2 separate regions of the Homo sapiens genome follow, and region 2 is linked to region 1. The links are chromatin loops, found by intact Hi-C in ENCODE. Cell type or tissue: IMR-90. All regions are shown on one strand. Each heading gives the region's core, and the rest is flanking DNA. Links, peaks and the distances in the headings are about the cores only. Region 1 has its middle 9.7 kb from the start of B3GALNT2. Region 2 overlaps GNG4 (G protein subunit gamma 4).

The links. Hi-C counts contacts between places; a loop is a spot of excess contacts. Peaks named below come from ENCODE experiments on the same cell type or tissue, not always from the same donor. Only the 100,000 strongest peaks of a DNase experiment are listed, where the experiment ranks them.
Region 2: it touches region 1 in a loop (3-fold over the local background); 14 of 110 quality-filtered maps call a loop at or near these places.

What each region holds. Positions count from the first base shown.
Region 1 is chr1:235,512,685-235,515,602 of GRCh38, reverse strand. No RefSeq gene overlaps it. Among named protein-coding and RNA genes, the nearest start is that of B3GALNT2, 9.7 kb to the right of the region's middle. In IMR-90, for the core only: a CTCF peak has its summit at 1,647 (motif pointing left); a DNase peak (open chromatin) is centred at 1,652.
Region 2 is chr1:235,616,691-235,619,608 of GRCh38, reverse strand. The region is part of intron 1 of GNG4 (G protein subunit gamma 4); the gene reads left to right. Among named protein-coding and RNA genes, the nearest start is that of GNG4, 32 kb to the left of the region's middle. In IMR-90, for the core only: a CTCF peak has its summit at 1,571; a DNase peak (open chromatin) is centred at 1,588; H3K27ac peaks cover 405 bases.

The DNA of each region.
Region 1 (2,918 bases), core at 127-2,626:
AGAATTACTGAATTAAGGTATGACCAAGGCTTTTTTGGTTTTGTTGTTTTAAAGCAATTCTTAAAATTAATATTTTTCCTTAATCATTTGAGATATATTTTCCAAAGGTTGAGGTTGCATATGCCACATTTTAATCTGGATGTCTTCATATTCATGTTTAGGGAAAAGAATGAAAATAACATGTATAAATTTTACCAATATGTTTTCTCATTTAATATTCAAAACAATCCACTGAAGTATATCCTGTGAGTCTCATTTCACAGATTAGGAATCTGAGACCTAGAGGTAAAGTGCTTGCCATGCTCAAGGCCACACAGCTAATAAATGCAAATCTGAGTTTTGAACTCAAATTTGTTTGCTGGATCTGCAGATAATATTTTGATTCTGTTTTTTCTCTGACAAAGATTTCTGAATTTTAAATTTTATGACATTAGATTCTGCCAAGATTCCCTGAATAAGGTGTGCTCATTCACTTTACCATTCCGAACTCCTAAAACTTCTTATCTTTAGACATCTCTAGTCCTATCTTTGATAACAAGAAATTTGCTGTTATGTGTCATAGGTTTTTGGTTTGTTTGTTTTGTTTCTTTTTTTGAGACAGAGTCCCACTCTGTTGCCCAGCAGGCTGGAGTGTAGTGATGTGATCTCGATTCACTGCAACCTCTGCCTCCTGAGGTTCAAGTGATTCTCCTGCCTCAGCCTCCTGAGTAGCTGGGATTACAGGTGCACGCCACCACGCCAGGCTAATTTTTGTTATTTTTTTTAGAGATGGCATTTCACCATGTTGGCCAGGCTGGTCTCGAACTCCTGACCTCAAGTGATTCGCCCGCCTCAGCCTCCTGAAGTGCTGGGATTACAGGCGTGAGCCATGGCGCCTGGCCTATAGTTTTTTAAAATGTTTATAATCTTCAATAGCAAGGTCCCCCAAAGTCTACTGAAGCTAGACTTGACTGAAAATTTATATACACAAATAAGAAATGTGTGCATATAGCAATGCGTGTGCTAAAACTGAAGGGATAGGCCAGACACAGTGGCTCACACCTGTAATCCAAGCACTTTGGGAGGCCGAGGTGGGCAGATCATTTGAGGTCAGGAGTTCAAGACCAGCCTGGCTAACATGGTGAAACCCCATCTCTACTAAAAAAAAATACAAAAATTAGCCAGGCGTGGTGGTAGGCACCTGTAATCCCACTCGGGAGGCTGAGGCAGGAGAATCTCTTGAACCTAGGAGGCGGAGGTTGCAGTGAGCCGAGATTGTGCCATTGCACTCCAGGCTGGGCAACAGAGCGATACTCTGTCTCAAAAAAAAAGAAGTGATAAAACTAATGGAAATTATTCTGTATTAGGAAGAAGATGGAAGTTCATCATTTTAAAGATAAAATGGCTCAGTGTGAAAATGCAACATATTTTATAATTACCCAAAAATTATTTTTTCTTTGAGAACCAAGAGATATTCTTTTTCACAAAAACGTGTATGAATTTTCCCAAAGTAAAATCTAAGTTGAAATCTCCTATTTTGAGTTTAAGCCTGTGGAGCTAACCTTTACCAATCTTAGTTGCCATCCAAAATCTCTAATTAAATTTTTCTCAAAAACCAAACCAAACCAAACCAAACGAGGCAAAAAGAGGCAAGCTCTTTACTGCCACCTACCGTCAGAAAAAAATAGCCCACTAAGTGTAAGGATAAATGACTTGCATGGAAAACTTGAGGCGTGGACAGGGAGACCATATGGTCTGGTTTGCAGATAGTTCCTGTTGTCTTGACATTTATCCATTTTAGCATTTGTCCTGCCCCCTTTTTCTCTCAAAACCTTGATTTAGATTACAAATTATATGGTTGTTACTGGCTGTTTCCATACATCACTTAAAATACTCAAGTCAGGCTTATCTCTCCCATCTAAATGCACACACACACTTCTTCAATCAGAGCCCTCTTCCCAGCTCCCATTCTTTCTCGTTCTGATCTTCATGACCAAACTTCTCAAAATAGTAATGCACACACCATTTCCACTTCATTACTTCTCATTCACTCCTCAACTCACAGTACTCTCCCTTCTGCTCTACCTATTCCTCGAAACTGCTAGTTACCTGGCCACTCTCAAATCAGCAGACACATTTCTGCCTTGATCTTGCTTCATATGTTGTCAACAGGCATGAGCCACCACGCCCGGCTAATTTTTGTTTTTGTTTTTTTTAGAGACAGTGTTTCACCATGTTGGTCAGGTTGTACGCTGTCGTCTGCACTCCCTCTGCCATCTTACATCTTGTCTTGGGTGACACATCCTCCTGTTTTCCTCCTATAGTCTGGATTCTTGTCAATGTCCTTTATAATTTTAACTTCCTCTGCTCACACCTAAATGTTGGTGTCTCCCTTCATCATCGCTCTACAGACTATGCCTGGGTAATCTCACCTTGTGAGTTCTACTGCAATCAACTTGCTAAAGATTCCCAAATTCATTGATTCACTCATTCATTCACTGTTTGTTCAATAAATATTTATGGAGCACCTACAAAATGCCAGTGACTTCTCCAGGTTCTGGGATATATCAGGGAACAAAACGGGAGGGAAAATTTCTGCCCTGTGTAGACAGTAAGACAATAAACCGCAAACAAAATAAATAAGTAAATTGAACAGTATGTTTAAGAGTGATAAGTGACACATGGCAGGTCGCAGTGGCTCACGCCATTAATCCCAGCACTTTGGGAGGCCGAGGCAGGCGGATCACAAGGTCAGGAGTTTGAGACCAGCCTGACCAACATGGTGAAACCCCACCTCTACTAAAAATACAAAAATTAGCTGGGCATGGTAGTATGCACCTGTAATCCCAACTACTCAGGAGGGTGAGGCAGGAGAATCGCTTGAACCCGGGAAGTGGAGGTTGCAGTGAGCCGAAATCACACCACTGCACTCCAGCCTG
Region 2 (2,918 bases), core at 118-2,617, 100 kb before region 1:
GTCCTGATATTTCATCTAGAATCTCAATCACTGAAGTTTTCCTCCCTCTTCAGCCTATTCTCAAATCTATTGAAGTCAACAGGCAAGATAAGGAGAGAAACTTGTAATATCACCAGCAGTTTCCTTGCTCATGCTCTTTTCAAGAATATCCCTGGTTTGAGAGATGTCTCCCAGGAAGGGAAAACAAAACTGATGCTTTTTTGTTTTTTTCCCTGAGACAGTCTTGCTCTGTCACCCAGGCCGGAGTGCAGTGGCGCAATCTTGGCTCACTGCAGCCTCCACCTCCCAGGATCAAGTGATCCTCCCACCTCAGCCCTGCAAGTATTTGGGACTACAGGCCCACACCACCACACCCAGCTAATTAATTTTTGTGTATATATATATGTGTGTGTGTATATATATATATGTGTGTGTGTATATATATGTGTGTGTATATATATATATATATAAATTTTTTTTTTTTTTTTTTTTTTTTAGAGACAGCGTTTGCAATGTTGCCGAGGGTGGTCTTGAACTCCTCAGCCCAAGTGATCCTCCCACCTCAGCCTCCCAAAGTGCTGGGATTACAGGCGTGAACTCACCACACCCAGCTGATGCTGCCTTTAATGACTAAGAGTGGACAGTTTTCTGTCTAAGAAGATGAAAAACTCACTGGCGGCGTGCAGTGGCTCACGCCTATAATCCCAACACTTTGGGAAGCCAAGGTGGGAGGATCACTTGGACTCAGGAGTTCGAGACCAGCCCGGCCAACATGGTGAAACCCCGTCTCTACTAAAAATACAAAAATTAGCCAGGTGGGGTGGCACATGCCTGTAATCCCAGCTACTCAGGAGGCTGAGGCAGGAGAATTGCTTGAACCCAGGAGACAGAGGTTGCAGTGAGCCGAGATCACGCCACTGCACTCCAGCCTCGGTGACAGAGTGAGACTCTGTCTCAAAAAAAAAAAAACAAAAAGATTAAAAATTTAGGCAATGGCAATGAAGCAGTACTCTTGTGAATCATGCACACGAATCAGTTTGTGAACACAGCCCCTGGGCTGCAACTGCAGGCACCACTGAGAAAGGCTTCTGGAGAGTCTGGCTTCCCAAATTGGCTAAAGAAACTCATGTTATCCATGTGATAGTAATAAATCGATTCACACAGTGAGCCCTGCAGATTAGCTTTCCTTGAAGCCAGAGTTCTGAGGCAAGGGATCCAGCGTGCCTGAGGCTGGCCCACGGTTTTACAGACAAGTATATCCGTCCATTTTCTGGGCAGAATCAGAGCAATTCATATTCATATTCAGTTCAACGAAGGATTCCACTTTTTGTGTGTGTGTGAGGGAGGAAGCGGTAACCTACACAGGTGATTGAAAGCCCATCTGTAGCATAATCACTGGGCTGCCATTCTGCAAACATCTGCAGTGCCCCAAACTAAGTTTGTGACCTTACATTTCAGAGACCCCTGTTATTCATGCTTTTATTTATGGAAGTAGCAAATCCTAAATTTTGCTTGCACTGATTCCATTTCTGATTACCCTTGTTTAAGCAGAGCATAAACTGCATTCCAATTCTACCAGTCAGCTTGCCACTGTGCAGATATCTCCACTAGGGGAGGATAGTTTGTGCAGTCTGCCTTCTAACAGAGATGTCTGAAATATGCTCAGAATGTGCTTTTAGGGAGGCAGCTCCCAAGTCTTGTCTTGTCTTTTCTTTTCTTTCTTTTTTTTTTTTTTTTTTTAGATAGAGGCAGAGTCTCACTCTGTCGCCCAGGGTGGAGTGCGGTGGCACAATCTCAGCTCACTGCAACCTCCGCCTCACAGATTCAAGCAATTCTCATGCCTCAGCCTCCCAAATAGCTGGAACTACAGGTGCACACCAACACACCTGGCTAGTTTTTGTATTTTTAGTAGAGATGGGGTTTCACTATGTTGGTCAGGCTGGTCTTGAACTCCTGGCCTCAGGTGATCCACCCACCTCAGCCTCCCAAAGTGCTGGGATTACAGGCGTGAGCCACCGCACCCAGCCTGCAAGTCTCTTAGAAGATAGGAGTGGGGAAGGGAAGTGGGAATCACAGCAAAACATTGTTTCCTTGTAGACTCTCTGACCTTCCATTCTGTCAGTGTTGACCTGAAAGAGGAGGTCCAGGAAGCTACATTACCTCCACATTAGCTCACCTGGACAGCCAGGAAATACCAGGTGCTGCCCCCAAATCAATACCCAGCATTCTGCTAGGAGCAGATGAGCAAAATGACAAGACACAGAGCATCCGTCCCACTTTCTCTCCCACTCCGGATGATCCCTGCCTCCCCTCTCACCCTGTCATCTGTTCTCACTTAGAATTCTCTCTGAGAGAAGTAATAGGCAACTAAGCAGACTTTGAAAAAATAAGAGGGATTCCTGCATCTTCTCTGTAAGAAGAGGTGAACCTGTTTCAAAACTGGCCAGCCGGAGGTCCAGGATGCCCAGCCAATGTCATGGGCCCCAAACTATGGATTCACCTCTTGATATTTCTAACCAAGTTAAAACCACTGGCTGTATTTTTGCATTGTCAGGTAAAGGATTCAAAATCTTTCGGCACTGGGCAGGGCACAGTGGCTCACGCCTGTAATGGCAGCACTTTGGGAGGCTGAGACAGATGGATCACCTGAGGTCAGGAGTTCGAGACCAGCCTGGCCAGCATGGCGAAAACCCATCTCTACTGAAAAAAAAAAAAAAAAAAAAATTAGCCAGGTGTGTTTGTGGGTGCCTGTAATCCCTGCTACTGGGGAGGCTGAGGCAGGAGAATCGCTTGAACCTGGAAGGTGGAGGTTTCAGTGAGCTGACATCGTGCCACTGCACTCCGGCCTGGGTGACAGAGCAAATCTCCATCTCAAAACACGCGCGCACACACACACACACACATCTTTCAGCACTGGTTCCAAGGGAAAGAGGCGAGGG